Linked DNA regions of Homo sapiens: region 1 is linked to region 2. Evidence: chromatin loops called from intact Hi-C (ENCODE). Cell type or tissue: endothelial cell of umbilical vein. All regions are shown on one strand. Links, peaks and the distances in the headings refer to the core of each region. The heading gives the core; the rest is flanking DNA.

Region 1 (10,057 bases), core at 2,995-7,994, 700 kb after region 2:
TTTTTGACCCTGAGGATCAGAAACCCTAGCAAACCAGATTTAAATTACAGGCAGTTTATTAGCTTCCTCACAGGTAGACTGGATAGGGTGGGCTTCAGGCATTGTATGATTAAGGCTCTAGGAACACGTCCTGCTATTCTCTCAGCCCCGCCTTCGTCTCCAGGTGCCAGCTTTGTTCACGGTTCAGCTAGCATTCTTTTGATCAATATCAAGTGAAACACTTCCAGAGAAAAAAGGGAACATCCTGCCCAGCCATGAAATAAAACTCCTTCCTGTCAGCCTGAGTGAGCCAGCTGAGGCCATGTGCCCATTCCCAACCAAAAAATTCCTAGTGACATGCGTACACTGAGTCCTTCCATGCTCTGCCTCTGGTGGGAAATGGGTTCTTCGGGACAAAAACACATTGAAATCATGCTGAAAGATACAACTAGTATTAAAAAAGCTTTGCTTGAATGATGCACAACTCTGAAGAATATGGAAGAGATAACCATGAACCTTATAGCTCCCCACTGTTCTCAATGACGGATCTAGGATCACAGGTTCCCAGGGCCTTGACCCCATGGAGATGAGCAGCAAGAGCCAAGGGCTGGAGCACCAAGGGAGGACAAAAGGTGAGGGGCTTGCTGGCCTCAGAGGAGACTCAACGGATGTGATGGAAAAAACAAGAACGTGCTGCCGTAGCGTCTTCTGCACCCGGGCTGGGTTCTCAGCCTGCTAATTGTTTTCTTTCTGAAAATGGACTAGCCACCACAAGACTTGAAAGCAGGGACTCGAACCGCTATTTGTACATTGATAGTCACAGCAGCACTATTCACAGCAGCCTTTTGGTGAAGCCTTTTGATTCACCTTTTGGTGAAAACAACCCAAATGTCCATCTACGGAGGACTGGATAAACAAACTGTGTTGTACACATATGATGAAATATTATTCAGCCTTGAAAAGGAAGAAAGGAATGAAATTCTAACACGTGTTAAATAAAATTGATAGGCCATTTTTTTGGGCTAAGCTTCTGCACTAGGTCCCAGTAAGACCAGAGTTAAAGTCAAAATGGAGTCACCCATGCTAAAGTTTCACATCACTAAACCTAAATTATTATCTATAGTTCTGAGAAATCAGGAGAGAGAGATAACAGCCAATTTCCCAAACAGGCCAGCTTCAATCTTCAATAGACAGGATAATGAAGTTCCCTCTGCCTTAATCCTTGCACACAAAAGGTAGCCTGGCATAACCTGAGGTTCACTGATCAGTGATTTTTCTATTTTTTCGATCTCCTTGTCTGTGCCTTACAAGGAAAGTAGCTTTAAGTGACTAATACACTTGGCTCTTTGCTTCCACTCCCGCTAGTTCTTTTCTGTCTGTAAGGCCAACCTCTCTGCTCAGCTCATCGGAACATGTATTTTTTTTTTTTTTTTTTTTTTTTTTTGAGACAGAGTCTCGCTCTGTCACCCAGGCTGGAGTGCAATGGCTCTATCTCAACTCACTGCAACCTCCACCTCCCAGGTTCAAGCGATTCTCATGTCTCACCTCCCAAGTAGCTGGGATTACAGGCCCATGCCACCAGGCCCAGCTAATTTTTGTATTTTTTGTAGAGACAGGTTTTCATCATGTTGGCCAGGCTGGTCTCAAACTCCTGACCTGAAGTGATCCACCCGCCTCAGCCTCCCAAAGTGCTGGGATTACAGGTGTGAGCCACTGCGCCCGGCCCAAAACATGTATTCTGTTTTATGGAATGAAGTATTGCCCAATTTTAGAATCACAAATAAAGTCAGTTAAGATCCTTAAACTGGATTCGTTGTAATTTTGTGTTTTGACATATGTTACAACATGGACAAACCTTGAACATATTATAATAAGTGAAATAGGCCAGACACAAAAGGACAAATATTGGATGATTCCACTTACATGAGCTACCTAAAGCAGCCAAATTCATAGAGACAGAAAGTAGAACGGTGGTTGCCAGGGTTGGGATGGCAATGGGAGGCAGAGCGAGGAGTTATGCACCCAGTTTCAGAGTGTGGGATGGTTAAAAAGTCCTAGCCATGGCGTGGTGGCTCACGCCTGTAATCCCAGTACTTTGGAAGGCCGAGGTGGGTAGATTGCTTGAGGTCAGGAGATTGAGACCAGCCTGGCTAACATGGTGAAACTCTGTCTCTACTAAATATACAAAAATTAGCCAGATGTGGTGGCATGTGCCTGTAGTCCCAGCTACTCGAGAGGGTGAGGCAGGAGAATTGCTTGAACCTGGGAGGCAGGAAGCTGCAGTGAGCCGAGATCATGCCACTGCACTCCAGCCTGGGCAATAGAGTGAGACTCTGCCTCAAAAAAAAAAAAAAATTCTAGTGCTGGAAGATATTGATGGTTGCACAATGGGAATGAACTTACTGCCACTGAATTGCATCGCTGGGAAATGGTTAAATGGTAGATTTTATGTTATGTATATTTATCACACAGAAAAAAATAGATCAGCCAGATGTGGTGTAGCCCCAGCTACTTGCGAGGCTGAGGCAGGAGGATCGGTTGACCCCAGGAGTTTGAGGTTATGGTGAGCTATGGTCGTGCAGCCTGGGAACAGATCGAGACCCCAATTCTAAAAAAAAAACCTTATGAACAGTAGAGGGGCAACAGGCGAGTCTCAAAGAATAACTATTATTGATTGATTCACCGATCTGGATTAAAGACATTTTTAGTGAAATACTTTCATTAGATCTTGCGATGATGATAATGCTCGTTCCCAGGCCTCCCAACGCACGGAGTCCCAAGGCAGCGTGTGTGAGAGTGAGCTCCTCTCAGTCCCTGCACAGACTAATCCTCAGTAACAACCAGTCCCTCTGAATCATGGCAGGCTCTTTGTGAGATGGGCGTTTCCTCCTTCTGTTCTCTGCAAGGAGGAGGCTGGGGAGTGGCAGGAGGGAGAGAGAGGAGGTGGAGATGGGAATTTCCTCTGGCCAGGCAGGAAAATACTGTGAGGAAACCAAACTGTTCCCATTCATGGAAAATGTCCTTTCCTCCCCACTTCATGTTGCCAGAGGGTTGTTGGAGCAGCTGTCACCAGTTGGGTGTGACTCATTAGTTTATCATCTCTCCCCACCCCTATTCCCAACCCCCTCCCTCCAAACCCACCCACCCTGAAAATGCCTGAGCACAGTCTACTATTTTAAGAACTGAATTCCCTGTCGGCATGGCAACTTCAAGGCTGTACCTCTTGTTAGTGACTGCCTGGATGGAAGAAAAGCCACCTTTCACCAGGGCTCCAGCCAGCCTACAGCCGAGGTTAGACCCAGCCACAGGGTGTCTGTCAACCTATTCTTTTTTGTGTGTCTGCTTGTTTTACAACCCTTCAAAAATGTAAAAACCTTTGGGTAAGAACAATCCTAATGACACTCATCAGATCCCAGAAAAGGTGTTGGTTGATATGGACAGCAGGACAGTGGCCAACTCCCCCGTGGAAAAAAATAAAATTACATTAAACATTTGAAAAAATATGTATAATGATAGAACCATTTTTAGCTTGCTGGTCAAACAAAACAGGTCAGGACCGTAGTTTTGGGTTTTGGGGTTTGGGTTTTTGATTGGTTTGTTTTTTTAGAATTTAAAGAGAGTGACAATATGCCTTCATGTTAATTATTTAGCAAACAGCAATACAAAATCTGAATTTTAATTCCTCCATTTTTGATTAATGTGTTTATCTTACAAAGTAAATGCACAATAGCAAAATCATATCTTTAACGTTATTCAAGGGCCATCTTTTAAATCTGTGGAAGAAGTCTGATTAAACCGTTCCCAAGAACCATAGTTTACCCAACCCCTGCTGCAAGACAAAAGCAACAGGTGTCAACACTGTATTTCTCACTGTGGACATTTGAAAGGTTGTGAGGAAGAGGAGGCTGCTAGGGGAGAAGATGGGAAAGGGATTGTGGAAGAAGGACAATATGATTGATTTTTAAAATTTCCCTCCAAATCTACACATTTTTATTATACTTTAAAGATTGATTTAGATTCTTCAAGTACTCCAAAATTAAAGTCTTCAGCTATGCCACCTTCCCGTACCCCAGATAATGATTGAGGCTCACAATCTACGATTTCCACTTGTAGAAAATGACATTTACTGCATAACCTCTTCTCTTTCTCTCTTTTTTTTTTTTTTGCAAAGGCCAGATTTCCTTCAGACATGTTGAAGAAAGGATGTATTTTTAATGTTTCCCTTTTCTGTTTGTTCTCTGAATTTTTTATTTTTATTTATTTTTTGTCACAATCAAGATAATTTTCAAATAAAAATTTTTAAGCATATTTTAAGCATATGCAAAAGTAGAAAGACTAATGAAATAACCCCTCATGTACCTGATACTCCTAATTTATATTTAAAGGGCTTTTCTGTGTAAATTAAAGAAATGGTTCTACTTGCTTAAAACATGGATTCAAAGGGAAGAAAGGCTGAGCACACGTGTAATCCCAGTTACTTGGGAGGTTGAAACAGGAAGATTGCTTGAGCATAGTAGGACTCCATCTCTATTTAAAAGAAGAAAAGAAAGAAAGAAAGAAAGAAAAAGAAAGAAAGGAGGGAGGGAGAGAGGGAGGGAGGGAGGAAGGGAGGAAGGAAGGGAACAATACCTCTGCAAATGGCATTTGTACAGAATCCAGTTCTAGGTCATGCCTGAAGTGCTGGGTGCAGGTGAAGGTGGGAGGAACATCTGTAGGTAAGAAAGGGGGACCACTCTTTGATGGTTACCATGGAGACCACTAGGCTAAGATGGTTGAGGTCATTTATGGGGCAGTCAGGTTACTGCTAATGGACTCTGGGTCAGAACTGTAGGATAAACCTCACTGTCTCTGAAATTCCCTCACCTGCTTCCAATAGTATTATCAATTTGAGGATATTCTCATTCTGAATTTCTAGGGTTTGATTAAAATAGAGACAACAAACAAGCAAAACGAACAAGCAAAACAAACAAAGTGTTAATCTGCATACTCACTTTGAGGAGTTCTGGGATTTCTGGGATTTTATAGTTGACTACTTGAGTCCTGTTTACAACAGTAGGGCCCCTAAATCCCCAGAAGAAAGTCCTAGGAGGACTCATGCAGGTCTTGGGGTATTGATCCTTATGTGAGGATGCTGAAAGTATAGCCAGTGACATGCAGTCCAGAAGAGCAGGGAATCTAGCTAAGCCAACAAGATTTGGAGAGTTGGGACTCGCTTTACCCCTCCTGAAGGAACTTGATCCCAGTGTAGAATATCCATCAATTGCCAATGTCCAGGGTTACTTTATACAACAGATCATTTGCTATAGGGCAGATCAGTAAGAAGTGTAACTTTGGCATGGCACTGCCTGGACTCAGGTTCAATCTACAACATATATTATTTCTACTGTGATGTACTCTCTTTAAAAAAAAAATTGTTTTTAAAGAGATGGGGTCTTGCTATGTTGCCCAGGCCGGTCTCAAACTTCTGGGCTCTAGCAGTTCTCCCGCCTCGGCCTCCCAAAATGCTGGGATTACAGGCCTGAGCCAATGTGCCCAGACTGATATACTGTCTCTATCACCTACAAATATGGTTGGCCAGGGGAAGGATGTCTAGTACTCTCAAAGGGCAGGTACACAGGCAGAAGCAGGCTGGGATTAGTCATCAAGGGATAAACATGAGCAGAGGGGACAGGCAGAAGGCCACCCGGGACCTAGACTGCTCCTCACGGTGATGGGGTCCAGGCCTGAGGTCCTTAGTGAGCATTCTGACGCTCCGGAGGAAGAAGACTGCACCGGCGAGGGGCGGCCACCAGGGGGTGCGCAGGGGCCGGAATTTCGGGAACCTAGGGCTGCGGCGGGAGAGAGGCAGGGGTGGCCTGGCAATGACAGGTATGTTATGGGCGGCTGCTGACCTGTCGCTAGCTCCTACATAACCAGCAGTTCCTTAAGGGCAGTTATTGTGTTTTAGTCGCATTGCTTTCCCAACTGCCCATGAGCCTCGTTCTGAGGTTTGCTCTTTCAAGAGTCAAATGGATACGTTTTCACTCTGGGAGGAGGGGAAATGAGGCAGCGCTGCTCAGACTTCTTGGTCTCGGGGCACCTTTATACTCTTAAACGTTACTGAGGACCTCGAAGAGCTTTTAGTTTGTTTATGTGGGTTGTACCTCTCAATAGTTACCAGTTTGTAGATTAAAACTGAACCGGCCTGGCCAACATGGGGAAACCCCATCTCTACTAAAAATTTTAAAAATTAGCCGCCCTGTGGTCCCAGCTACTACTCGGGAGGCCGAGGCAGGAAAATGGCTTGAATCTGGGAGGCAGAGGTTGCACAGAGCCAAAATCGCGCCACTGCACTCCAGCCTGGGTGACAGAGCGAGACTCTCTGTCTCTCAAAACAAAACTGGCCAGGCGCGGTGGCTCAAGCCTGTAATCCCAGCACTTTGGGAGGCCGAGGCGGGCAGATCAGGAGTTTGAGACCAACCTGGCCAATATGGTGAAAACCCGTCTCTACTAAAAATATAAAAATTAGCCAGGTGTAGTGTCGCATGCCTGTAGTCCCAGCTACTTGCGTGGCTGAGGCAGAAGAATCACTTGAACTTGGGAGGCGGAGGTTGCAGTGAGCCGGGATCGGGCCACTGCACTCCAGCCTGGGCAACAGAGCAAGACTCCGTCTCAAAAATAAATAAATAAAATAAAATAAAATAAACTGAAGCAGTCACGGTGGCCCATGCCTACAATCTCAGCTACTTGGGAGGCTGAGACAGGAGGATGCTTGAGCCCGGGAGTTCGAGGTCAGCCTGGGTAACACAGCACAGACCCCTGTCTCAAAAAAAAAAAAAAAAAAAGAAACGTTTAAAAAGTGTAAAATAAAATAGAAACCGACGGCCGGGTGTGTTGGTTCATGCCTATCATCCCAGCACTTTGGGAGGCCAAGGTGGGTGGATCACCTGAGGTCAGGAGTTAGAGACCAGCCTGGCCAACATGGCAAAACCCCATCTCTACTAAAAATACAACATTTAGTCGGGTGTGGTGGCACATGCCTGTAGTCCCAGCTATTGGGGAGGCTGAGGCAAGAGAATCGCTTGAACCTGGGAGGCGGAGGTTGCAGTGAGTCAAGACTGGGCCATTGCACTCCAGCCTGGGCGACAGAGCGAGACTCCGTCTCAAGAAAAACAACCAAAAAAACAAAATGGAGAATTTAAAAAATTTATTTATTTATTACAATAATCAACCTGCTACATGTTAACATAACATTTCTCATTTAGAAAAATACCTATATTTTCCAAAACAAAAAGAAGTTTGGCCCTCTTTTATATTTCTGCAATTTTAAAAAGTGTCTAGCTTAATAAAAGACAGATGGAGTCTCATATCTGCTTTTGCATTCAGTCTGCTGTGATATCAGACTGAGTTTCCCCAAAGCACGCAGCTTTGTACACTCAAGAGAGAACAGGGTGAAATGGGCAAATAACATCTCATATGAAAGTAGTTTTGACCCTGCAGACCCCCTGCCCATTTTGATATTAAGTAGAGTCTAAATGCCATATAGTGTTATTTTGGGATGAGGATCGAATTGCTTTTTGTAAAAGGAAGGTTGCCTTTGGTGAGGGCTGAGGGCTGAGCACCAGTTTACCTGAAGTTCACCCATAGGCAAAGATGTGATGTCCACAGCCAGGGATGCTAGAAAGCAGGGCCTCCGCTGGTGTAGACACACACGTGCTTCATGTCTATTCCCCGTCTGTGAGCAGTAGGGCTCTATTGCAGTTAACTTGTCACTGCTTGCTGTCCTAAACTGCAGCTGATAGAGGAATGGCCAGAGGCGTAGGAAAAGGTTGACTTGCTGGGAGGAGAATCTTGTTTTTCTGATTCAGGTACTCTGCTGACTTTGAAACCATAGGGTTCTTATCAATCCAAAAGTATTTCAAGACAGGCTGGGCACGGTGGCTCACGCCTGTAATCCCAGCACTTTGGGAGGTCGACGAGGGAGGATCGCTTGAGCCCAGGAGTTCAAGGGAGGATCACTTGAGCCCAGAAGTTCGAGACCAGCCTGGGCAACATAGTGAAACCCCATCTCTTACCGAAAAAATGAAAAACAATTAAACTAGTATGGTGGCATGCATGTATAGTCCCTGCTACTTGGGAGGCTGAGGTGGGAGGACCACTTGAGCCCAAGAGTTCAAGGCTGCAGTAAGCCGTGATCACGCCACTGCACTCCAGCCTGGGTGACAGAGCAAGAGCCCATCTCAAAAAAAAAAAAATTATTTTTTTCAGAACAATGGCCCCAACATCTCTGTACCCCTAGGCCTGCCCTGGTGGGGTTGGGAGGGCTGTGCAGAATGTCCCATCTGAAGGCAATGTGGGAGCATTGAGTAACAGATCATGCAAATTTCTTCCCAGTTATTTTCCTCCCAGGGTACCAAACCGAAGGGATGATTGTAATCACCTGAGGAACTTCCTAAGTATACTGATTCCTGGTCCCACCTCAGATCAACCAGGAGGGTAGCCTGGTTTTTAATGTTTCCAGCAATTCTGGTACCACCAGGCTTGGGAGCCACTGGCCTTCTCTAACCCTGTCTACAAACTCAACAAAGGCCCTCCATCCTTAGGGCCTTGAAATCACCTGGAGCATATATTTAAAATTTTGAATTCCAGCCTGTATGGTGTGCATACCTGTAGTCCCAGTTACTTGAGAGGCTGAAATAGGAGGAATGCTTGAGCACAAGTGTTCAAGTATAGCCTTGTCAACATAGCAAGACCCCCATTTCTAAAAAATAAAGTAAAATGTGAATTTCTCAGGCCCAATCCTTAGAGGCCCAATATCTAGATTGGGTAGATCTGGGATAGCCTCAGGAACAAGTTTTTAACCAATAGCCCAGTTAATTCTACTGTAAGGGGACTAGGACCACAGTTTGCCTCCAGGGTTACTGCAGTCTGTGTGTCACACTCCATGTGTCACAGTCTGGGTGCCACAGTCCTTGTGTTGCCCATGAGTGACACTTGGCTGGGCGCGGAGGCTCACACCTGTAATCCCAGCACTTTGGGAGGCTGAGGTGGGAGGATTGCTTGAGCTCATGAGTTCGAGAGCAGCCTGAGCAACACGGCAAGATGCCCATCTCTATAAAAAATTTAAAAATTCACCCAGCGTGGTGGTGCATGTCTATAGTCCCAGCTACTTGGGAGACTGAGGTAGGAGAATCGCTTGACACTGGGAGGCGGAGGCTGCAGTGAGCCATGATTGCACCACTGCACTCCAGCCTGGGTGACAGAGGGAGACCTTGTATCAAAAAAATTTACCAAAGAGTTACACTCCACGTGTCGCCGTGTGTGTGTGTCACAGTCCATGGTGTGTCACAGTCCCTGTGTCATGGTGTGTCACAGTCCCTATGTCATGGTGTATGTGTCACAGTCCGTGGTATGTCACAATCCCTGTGTTGTGGTGTGTGTGTCACAGTCCATGGTGTGCCACAGTTCCTGTGTTGCGGTGCATGTGTCATAGTCTGTGGTGTGTCATGGTCCCTGTGTCACACTGCGTGTGTTGCCATGTGTGTGTCACAGTCCAGTGTGTTACTCTGTGTTGCAGTCCATGTGTTACAAAGTGACTTTAGGGCCCCACTCAGAATCAGCATAATCTTAGCCTTCTCTCCTTTATCCCCTGAGCAACCAGATGCCCTCCTGGGAGTCAAAATTTAAATCCAGGAGTTCCAAGTCCCCTCTGATGAAGGTGACAGCCTTCTTCCCCAGTCCCAGGACTGTGTACTCCAAGAAGATCCCTTTATTCTCAAATCCCGCCTGGGCCCCAGCCTGAGCGCTGGTCATGCCACTGTGGCCCGCATTCACCCACTTGCCTTCTCCCCACTTTTCTACCATCCTTCTGATTTGGTCTTGGGGGTATGTGCTTGTGGACAGATACACATCCATCTTTCAAAAGAGCTCAGCTAAATGTGCACCAGGAAAAAAAAAAAAAGTGGACTTAGGAGCTCACTCAGATTTCCTTACACAGAGCCCCGCCCCACCTTCTCCCCCTGATTTCATAGAGGATATTTTAGTCTCATCTTCCCACAAGGAGCCGCTCTTTGCTCTCCACCTCCACCGCCCACCTCCA
Region 2 (10,057 bases), core at 1,871-6,870:
TTGAACCCGGAAGGCAGAGGTTGCCGTGAGCTGAGATCGCACCATCGCACTCCAAGAGCGAAACTCTGTCTAAAAAAAAAAAAAAGAAAGAAAGAAAAAGAAAATTCCACTGTGTTGATTCAGTTCCTGCCCACAGAGAAAGAGACATTGCCTCTGACCAACTCAAATATCCGAGTTATGAGTCATTCGTTTGTCATTGATTTATTTACATATCAGGATCTACCAGTCCCAGTGTCCTGAATGCACGAGAGAAGATAGACTGAGTCCCTGCCTTCCCAGGATCTCCAGCCCAGTGGGGGCCAAACACACACCAACGAGCCCCAAAATGCCCAGCAAATGCCATAGTGAGAAGAGCCAGGGTGTGGAGAGTTTACAAGGAGAAGGCAGCCCACTGGGCTTGTGAGAGAGGCTAGGGAGGGGCTCACCAGGCACTGAGAGAGGGGAGCAATGGCAGGTACAGAAATCCAGAAAAGCCAAGAGAACAAGCCTGTTGTGACGTAAAAGCAAGTACACAGTGCCTACAAAGCATCCTTGCCCAAAAAAGAACTTAGATCTAATCAAATCTCTAGGTCAGAGTCTCTCAACCTCAGCAATACAGACATTTTGGGCCAGATAATTCTATGTTGCAAAGGAAAGAGTGCTCTCTTATATACTATAGGGGATTTAGCAGCATCCTTGGTCTCTATCCATTGGGTGCCAGGAGCACCCATCCAGTTGTAGCAACCAAAAATGTCTCCAGATATTGCCAAATATCCCTTCAGGAGCTAAATTGCCCCCAGTGGGAACCACTGCTATACTTGGGAAGTTTAATGTAGTGATGGGTTCAGGAGTGGCTGGATCAGGGCTCTGGCTCTGCATTTCTTTCATCAATTGCCTTCTCTCCTGTGTCAGCATCATCTCAAATCTAGCTTTGTTCAAGATACCAAGTGGTTGCTACAGCTCCAGACCTCACAGCTATGTATACTGACCAGACAAAGAGTTTCTTCTCCCACAGTCACTGAGCAAAGGCCTGACTTCGTACTAATTGTGCTAACCTAAACCTGTCCCCTTTCCTATCTCAATCACTGTTGTCAGGGGAAAGCTCCTTACTTCCTGGCTTGAGTTCACATTAAGTGTCTATCCCTGAATTAGTTCATTTACTTCTAACTCATATTAGTCCAGGCGTGGTGGCTCACGCCTATAATCCCAACACTTTGGGAGGCTGAGGTGGGTGGATCACCTGAGGTCAGGAGCTCGAGACCAGCTTGGCCAACATGGTAAAACCCCGTCTCTACTAAAATTACAAAAATTAGCTGGGCATTGTGGCAGGTGCCTGTAATCCCAGCTACTCGAGAGGCTAAGGTAGGAGAATCGCTTGAACCCAGGAGGCGGATGTTGCAGTGAGCCGAGATTGCACCACTGCACTCCAGCCTGGACATCAGAGTGAGACTCCATCTAAAAAAAAAAAAAAAAAAAAAAGACAAAAAATTGAATGCCTACTCTTATAGCCACCTATGTAACCTTACAGTAAATTCTCTTTTCTGTTTAACCTGCTTTAAGGAGGGCTCTGTTATTTTCAACCATTCAACTATTCAACCATTCAACTATTAAGACAAACCACATCTAGAGCATTTGGAGAGGGAACCGTGATGATGAGAGGAGCCCTGAAAGCAGTCCTAATGCAATCAGTACATTGAATAAGCAAGACACCTGATTATAGTGACCAAAACAGCTCATTTGCTCTATCTCTCAACCCTTTCATTTTTACTTACAAAGATATCAGCCTGTTCCTCAGAGGAAAATGTCATCAGTTTTTTTGTTTTTTTGTTTTTTTTTGCCCACTTCTAGGTCAGAGACAATTCTTACGTCACTGTAAATCCCAAACACAGTCTTGACTTCAAAATAAGGATGTCCTGTCAATATAATATTTGGCACACACTTTTTTTGTTTTGTTTTGTTTTTGTTTTTTTTGAGACGAAGTCTCACTCTGTCGCCCAAGCTGGCTGCTCCATGTCTTTCCTGTGGAAACCACTTTTTGAAATTCCCCCAGCGGTCTCAAGCCTGGAGTTAGAATGAGCACTTCCCACTCCTCCCTGAAAAGGGAAGTTGGGGGCCCAAGAGCACAGCAACAACTCTCTCCAAAGAAACCTCTTCACCAAGGCTTGTTCTTTTTCTTTCTCTCATCTCTGTTTTTAAGGATGTCCAAAAGTCAGGGAGCAGTTCCCCAGAGATTTCCCTTGAGAGTCTGCAAGTGAGGAATTGTTTTCCACACACTTTGCCAGGAAAAGTCCCATTCTAACACCTCTCACATTAGTATATAAAAAGACTTACTGCGGGAAAAAGTGTGCATCACAAATGAGCAAAGTCATGGAGTATCCGCAAGTCATGTGGGGAAGATGGACTCTCAGGGTTAAGAAAAGAATAGAAAGTTCAATACTCACTATGCACCATACGCAGAAAATTTAATCCCAGTTATTTTAGGCCATAAAATATAAAAAAGAAGTAGTTTTAAAACTAGAAATGTTGTAAGTGTGTATTTCACTGGTTTTGTAATAATATAGAACTTTCTAAGCCTCAAGACAATGGGGAGAAAAGCACAGAAGAAAAGCTAATAGTTTAACATTTCTTTTTAACTAGAACACTTAGTAGACATTGAGAACCTGCTGCTATATTGAAACTCAGAAAATCCTCTCCTAGGATCAGAGGCATAAAGATGCCAAGAAGTCAACCAAAGTTGTATGACAGACCAAGAAACGTCTGTTTCAGACATTTGGAATCCTATAAGATTCCATAAGTTACTTTCAATTGAACCAAATATAACATGTCCTAAACTTCACAGTGAGACTGCTGTTTCACATGACAGCCATATTCCAGATTAATGCAACCTGACAGCATGCTCTATTTTTCTTTTTCTTTTTCTTTTTCTTTTCTGAGACAGAGTTTTTAGCTCTTGTTGCCCAGGCTGGAGTGCAATGGCACGATCTCGGCTCACTACAACCTCTGCCTCCCGGGTTCAAGCGATTGTCCTGCCTCAGCCTCCTGAGTAGCTGGGATTATGGGCACCCACCACCACGCCCAACTAATTTTTGTATTTTTAGTAGAGACGGGGTTTAACCACATTGGCCAGGCTGGTCTCGAACTCCTGACCTCAGGTGATCCTCCCGCCCCGGCCTCCCAAAGTGCTGGGATTACAGGCGTGAGCCACCGGGCGCCTGGTCCCATGCTCTATTTTTCATTCATTCATTTCACAAAAGCTATTATGAGCCCAGACTGTGCAGCACTGTTCCAGGCTCTTGGCATCCAAAAGCTAACCAGACCGTGCTCCCTCCCTCATGTATTTTACCTTCTTTGGAGGCAGAGGGACAATAAATAAGTGCAGAAGTTAACAAACTTTTTCATATTGTGAGAAATGGCAACATAATATGAGCTCATATTTTTACAATCCAGAGTTGCTTTCATTAAGAATCTGTGCTTCTCAACCTTGGGTACACTTTGGACTAATGTAGAAAGCCCTTTTAAATACTGATGACTGGTTCCCATTCCCAGAGATTCTGGCATAATTGGCTAGGTAAAGCCTAGGCATTGGCCTTTTTTTTTTTTTTTTTTTTTTTTTTTTTTTTTTTTTTTTTGAGACAGCGTCTCCCTCTGTCACCCAGGCTGGAGTGCAGTGGCGCGATCCTGGCTCACTGCAACCTCCGCCTCCCTGGTTCAAGTGATTCTCCTGCCTCAGCCTCCCGAGCAGCTGGGATTACAGGCGCACGCCCGGCTAATTTTCTTTTTGTTTTTTGTTTGTTTTTTTTTAGTAGAGATGGGGTTTCACTGTGTTGCCCAGGCTAGTCTCGATCTCCTGAGCTCAGGCAATCCATCCGCCTCGGCCTCCCAAAGTGCTAGGATTACAGGCTTGAGCCACCGCGCAAGGCCTTTTGTTTTTTGTTTTGTTTTGTTTTTCCCATCCCCTCAAGTGATTCTAATGTACGGCCAGAAGAGAACTGAAAAGGGTATATAAAAGAAACTACCACTAGATGTCACTGTCCCCAAAGGTTTGAAGAGAAACAGTCCTCAAGTAGTCAATGGCTAAGTTCCCGCTAGATAAACAGACTTGATTTTGCCATATTTTGGATCCAAGCAAATGTCCAATACAAATATATATATATGTTCCTCAATTTATCTTTGGCCTGAATGAAGCAAGTCATACAAAACCCAAATGTGGCCGGGCGTGGTGGCTCACGCCTGTAATCCCAGCACTTTGGGAGGCCGAGGCGGGCGGATCACGAGGTCAGAAGATCCAGACCATCCTGGCTAACACGGTGAAACCCCGTCTCTACTAAAAATACAAAAAATTAGCCGGGCGTGGTGGCGGACGCGTGTAGTCCCAGCTACTCGGGAGGCTGAGGCAGGAGAATGGCATGAACCCGGGAGGCGGAGCTTGCAGTGAGCCAAGATCGCGCCACTGCACTCCAGCCTGGGCGACAGAGCAAGACTCCATCTCAAAAAGAAAAAAAAAAAAAAACCAAATGTATTAGTTTGCTGGGGCTGCCATAACAAACTTGGGGGCTTAACAGAAGCCCAAAGTGTTTTGTTGGAGAGTTATTTTCTCTTGAGGCCTCTCTTCTTGGTTTGCAAATGGCCATCTTTTTCTTTTCTCTTTTTTTTTTTTTTTTTTTTTTTTGAGACAGTGTCTTCTCTGTTGCCCAGACTGGAGTGCAGTGGCTGGATCTCAGCTCACTGCAACCTCCACCTCCTGGATTCAAGCAATTCTCCTACCTCAGCCTCCCGAGTAGCTGAGATTACAGGTGCACGCCACCATGCCTGGCTAATTTTTTGTATTGTTTTGTAGAGACAGGGTTTCACCACATTGCACAGGCTGGTCTTGAACTCCTGGGCTCAAGCAATCCTCTCACCTCGGCCTCTCAAAGTGCTGGGATTTCAGGTGTAAGCCACCATGCCCAGTCTTGCAGATAGCCACCTTTCCACTGTGTCCTCACATGGCTGTCCTTCAGCCCGTGTTGGCTGGGTCCTAATCCCCACTTCTTATAAAGATACCAGTAATACTGAATTAGGGCCCACCCTAAAGACTGTTTTAACTTAATGACTTCTTTAAAGGCCCTATCTCCAAATACAATCTACAGTCACATTCTGAAGTTCTGGGCCATTAAGGGCTTCAACATATGAATTTGCGGGGCGGGGCTGGGGGGAGGGCAGATACATTTTTCAAGAAATCACCAAGAAATCAAAAGCAAAACCAATCTACTTGATGAGTGGCAAATGAGTAGTTTCCCAGCCATCCACAATTCTAAAGATCTCTCACATAATAACTATGGAGCAAATTGGTTGCTTTAAAAAACAAAAAAGACTTTTAAAAATTATTTTTATTCTTTATTTCTTTAGTTTTTTTTAGCCAGGACATGTTCTTATATGAATTTTTTTTTTTTGCAAAAATCGTACTTCTTGGCCAGGCACGGTGCCTCACACCTGTAATCCTAGCACTTTGGGAGGCCAAGGCAGGCGGATCACCTGAGGTCAGGAGTTCGAGACCAGCCTGACCAACATGAAGAAACCTCGTCTCTATTAAAAATACAAAAATTAGCCGGGCGTGGTGGCGGGTGCCTGTAATCCTAGCTACTCAGGAGGCTGAGACAGGACAATCGCTTGAACCCAGGAGGCAGAGGTTGCAGTGAGCCAAGATCGCACCACTTTGCACACCAGCCTGGGTAAGAGAGTGAGACTCTGTCTCCAAAAAAAAAAAAAAAAAAAAAAAAGGCCTAATCCAAATAGGAAAAGAGGAAGAAAAACTCTCTCTCTTTGCAGACAATATGATTTTTTTCTTTTCTTTTCTTTTCTTTGCTTTTTTTAAGAGACAGAGTTTTACTTTTGTTGCCCAGGCTGTGCAATGGTGTGATCTCGGCTCACCGCAACCTCCGCCTCCCGGGTTCAAGCAATTCTCCTGCCTCGGCCTCCCAAGTAGCTGGGATTATAGGTGAGCACCGCCACGCCCGGCTAATATTTTTCTATTTTTAGTAGAGATGGAGTTTCACCATGTTGGCCAGGCTGGTCTTGAACTGCTAACCTTAGGTGATCCACCTGCCTCAGCCTTCCAAAGTGCTGGGATTACAGGCATGAGCCACTGCACCTGGCCCAGACAATTCGATTCTATACCTTGAAAACCCCATAGTCTCTGCCCAAAGGTTCATTGATCTGATAAACAATTTCAGCAAAGTTTCAGGATACAAAATTAATGTACAAAAATCAGTAGCACTTCTATACACCAATAGCATCCAAGCTGAGAGCCAAATCAAGACTGCAATCCCATTCACAATAGCCACACACAAAAATAAGGTACCTAGGAATATAGCTAACCAGAGAGGTGAGAGATCTCTACAGGGAGAATTATAAAACACTGCTGAAAAAACTCAGAGATAACACAAACAAATGGAAAAACATTCCATGTTCATGAATAGGAAGAATCAATATTGTTAAAATAGACATACTGTCCAAAGCTATCTACAGATTCAATGATATTCCTATCAAACTACCAATGACATTTTTCACAGAATTAGAAAAAGAAACATTCTAAAATTCATTTGGAACCAAAAAAGGGCCTGAATAGCCAAAACAATCCCAAGCAAAATGAACATAGCTGGAGGCATCACACTACCCAACTTTAAACTATGCTATAAGGATACAGTAACCAAAACCACATGGTACTGATACAAAAACACACATAGACCAATGGAACAGTTAGAGAACACAGAAATAAAGCCACACATCTACAACTATCTGATCTTTGACAAAACTGACAAAAACAAGGAACAGGAAAAGGTCTCTCTATTCGATAAATAGTGCTGGGATAACTGGCTAGCCATATGCAGAAGATTGAAACTGGACCCTTTCCTTACACCATGTACAAAAATCAACTCAAGATGGATTAAAGACTTAAATGTAAAACTTAAAACTATAAAAACCCAGGAAGAAAATCTAGGAAATAACATTCTGGACATTGACCCAGGCAAAGACTTCATTATGAAGCCTCCAAAAACAGTAACAAAAAAAAAAAAAAATTGACAAGTGGGACCTAATTAAACTAAACAGTCTCTGAAAAGCAAAAGAAACTATCAGCCGGGCGCAGTGGCTCACGCCTATAATCCCACCACTTTGGGAAGCCGAGGCGGGCGGATCACAGGGTCAGGAGTTCAAGACCAGCCTGACCAACATTGTGAAACCCCATCTCTACTAAAAATACAAAAATTGGCCAGGCATGGGGTGCCTGCCTGTAATCCCAGCTACTCAGGAAGCTGAGGCAAGAGAATTGCTCGAACCCGGGAGGCGAAGGTTGCAGTGAGCAGAGACCGCACCACTGCACTCCAGCCTGGGCAACAGAGCGAGACTCCGTCTCAACAGGAGAGAGTGAAAGAGAGAGAGAGAGAAAAGAAAGGAAAAAAGAAAGAAAAGAAAAGAGGGAAGGAAGGAAGGAAGGAAAGGAAGGAAGGAAGAAAGAAAGAAAAGAAAAGAAAAGAAAGAAGAAAGAGAAAGAAAGGAAGGAAGAAAGAAAGAGGAAAAGAAAAGAATAGAATGAATCACTGGGCACAATGGCTCATGCCTGTAATCCCAGCACTTTGGGAGGCCGAGGAGGGTGGATCACCTGAGGTCAGGAGTTTGAGACTAGCCTGGCCAACATGGTGTAACCCTGTCTCTACTAAAAATACAAAAATTAGCCAGGCATGGTGACAGGTGCCTGTAATCCCAGCTACTCAGGAGGCTGAGGCAGGAGAATCGCTTGAACCCGGGAGGTGGAGGTTGCAGTGAGCAGATATCGCACCATTTCACTCCAGCCTGGGTGAAAGAGCAAAACTCTGTCTCAAAAAAATAAACAAATAAACTGTCAACAGAGTAAACAGACAACCTACAGAATGGGAGAAATATTTGCAAACTATACATTTGACAAAGGTCTAATATCAAGAATCTATAAGGAACTCAAATAAACAGGCGAAAATCAACCCCATTAAAAAATGGACATGAACAGATACTTCTCATAAAAAGACACTCACGCAGCCAACAAGCATATAAGAAAAAATGCTCAATATCACTAATCATGAGAGAAACGCAAATCAAAACCACAACGAGATACTATCTCACACCAGTTGAATGGCTATTAGTAAAAAGTCAAAAAATAACAGATGCTGGCAAGGTTGTAGAGAAAAAGGAATGCTTATACACTGCTGGTGGGAATGTAAATTAGTTCAGCCACTGTGAAAAGCAGTCTGGAGATTTCTCAAAGAACTTAAAATAGAACTATCATTTGATCCAGCAATCTCATTACTGGGTATATACCCAAAGGAATATAAATGGTTCTACCATAAAGACACAAGTACATGTATGTTCATTACAGCACTATTCACAACAGCAAAGACATGAAATCAACATAAATGCCCATCAATGGTAGGCTGGATTAAAAGAATGTGGTACATACACACCATGGAATGCTATACAGGTATTTTTTTAAAAATGAGATCATGGCCTTTGCAGCACATGGGTGGAGCTGCAGGCCATTATCCTAAGCAAATTAACACAGGAACAGAAAACCAAATGCCACATGTTCTCACATACAAGTGGGAGCTAAACATCAAGTACACATGGACTCAAAGAAAGGAGCAATAAGGCCAGGCACAGTGGCTCATGCCTGTAATCCCAGCACTTTGGGAGGCCGAGGCAGGCAGATCACCTGAGGTCGGAAGTTCGAGACCAGCCTGACCAACATGGAGAAACCCCATCTCCACTAAAAATACAAAATTGGCCAGGCGTGGTGGCACATGCCTGTAATCCCAGCTACTCGGGAGGCTGAGGCAGGAGAATCACTTGAACCCGGGAGGCAGAGGTTGTGGTGAGCCAAGATCGCACCATTGCACTCTTCAGCCTGGGAAACGAGTGAAACTCTGTCTCAAAAAAAAAAAAAAGGGAGCAATAGACACAGGGGCCTATTTGAGGGTGGAGGGTGGAAGGATGGTGAGGATTGAAGAACTACCTATCAAGTACTATACTGATTACCTGGGTGACAAAATTATCTGTGACCACGTAACTTACCCATGTAACAAACCCATGCATGTAACCCTTGAGTCTAAAATAAAAGCTGGAAAAAAAGAGAGAGAGAAAAGGCCTATAATAATTTTATGTACTTATGTATTTTTTAAGATAAAAGTTACACAGGTACGCAATCAAAATTTTAAGCCATAGTGGAGGCTATAAATGAAAAGGAAAACCTTTCTTATCTCCATTCCCACTCCCAACCCCCAAACTCTTCATTCTAAGACAAAACATATTGCACTAGGACTATCCCAGAGTTCTGTAGAATATTGGATGACTCCATAGGAGTTATCCCCATATCCTAGGAACATGTCACCATGTGAGAGCTGTGGGCTGAAGAATCGTGACCTGGGGGTTGCCGAAAGTCCCCACCTACAACCAAAAGAAAGAAAAAAATGCCCATCAGGGTGTCTGCAAATCCCACCCCCAAAGCCACTCTTTAAGAGCCTTCTGGAGTCTCCCTCTCTCTTTGAGATGGAGTCTCCTCTGTCGCCCAGGCTGGAGTGCAGTGGGGCGACCTTGGCTCACTGCAAGCTCCACCTCCCGGGTTCACACCATTCTCCTGCCTCAGCTTCCCGAGTAGCTGGGACTACAGGCACCCGCCACCACTCCCGGCTAATTTTTTTTTTTTGTATTTTTACTAGAGATGGGGTTTCACTGTGTTAGCCAGGATGGTCTCGATCTCCTGACCTCGTGATCCGCCCACCTCGGCCTTCCAAAGTGCTGGGATTACAGGCGTGAGCCACCGCGCCCGGCCGAGGCTCCCTCTCTCTGTAGGGTTAAGTTATGATGTTGCCTGGGAAGCATGACTCACAGTCAACAGGCTATCACACATTCGTGCTCGTGGAACCCCACCTACAAGGAGCCTCTAGAACTGCGCTCTCTAATAGCCACTAGACACATATGGCTATTCAAATCTAAATTAGTTAACATTTAAAATTCAGCTAAACCATGAAGTCTAGCACCCCCTTTCCTGCACCCCCCTCACTATTCCTGGGCA

What was found. A loop is a pair of places that touch in the nucleus more often than their neighbours do. Peaks named below come from ENCODE experiments on the same cell type or tissue, not always from the same donor. Only the 100,000 strongest peaks of a DNase experiment are listed, where the experiment ranks them.
Region 1: it touches region 2 in a loop (20-fold over the local background); 4 of 110 quality-filtered maps call a loop at or near these places.

The regions. Positions count from the first base shown.
Region 1 is chr2:64,869,340-64,879,396 of GRCh38, reverse strand. No RefSeq gene overlaps it. Among named protein-coding and RNA genes, the nearest start is that of LINC01800, 11 kb to the right of the region's middle. RefSeq lists a silencer at 3,158-3,364. In endothelial cell of umbilical vein, for the core only: a CTCF peak has its summit at 5,769 (motif pointing right); a DNase peak (open chromatin) is centred at 5,766.
Region 2 is chr2:65,567,264-65,577,320 of GRCh38, reverse strand. No RefSeq gene overlaps it. Among named protein-coding and RNA genes, the nearest start is that of LINC03050, 30 kb to the left of the region's middle. RefSeq lists enhancers at 1-472, 1-891. In endothelial cell of umbilical vein, for the core only: a CTCF peak has its summit at 3,998 (motif pointing right); DNase peaks (open chromatin) are centred at 2,040 and 4,000; H3K27ac peaks cover 582 bases.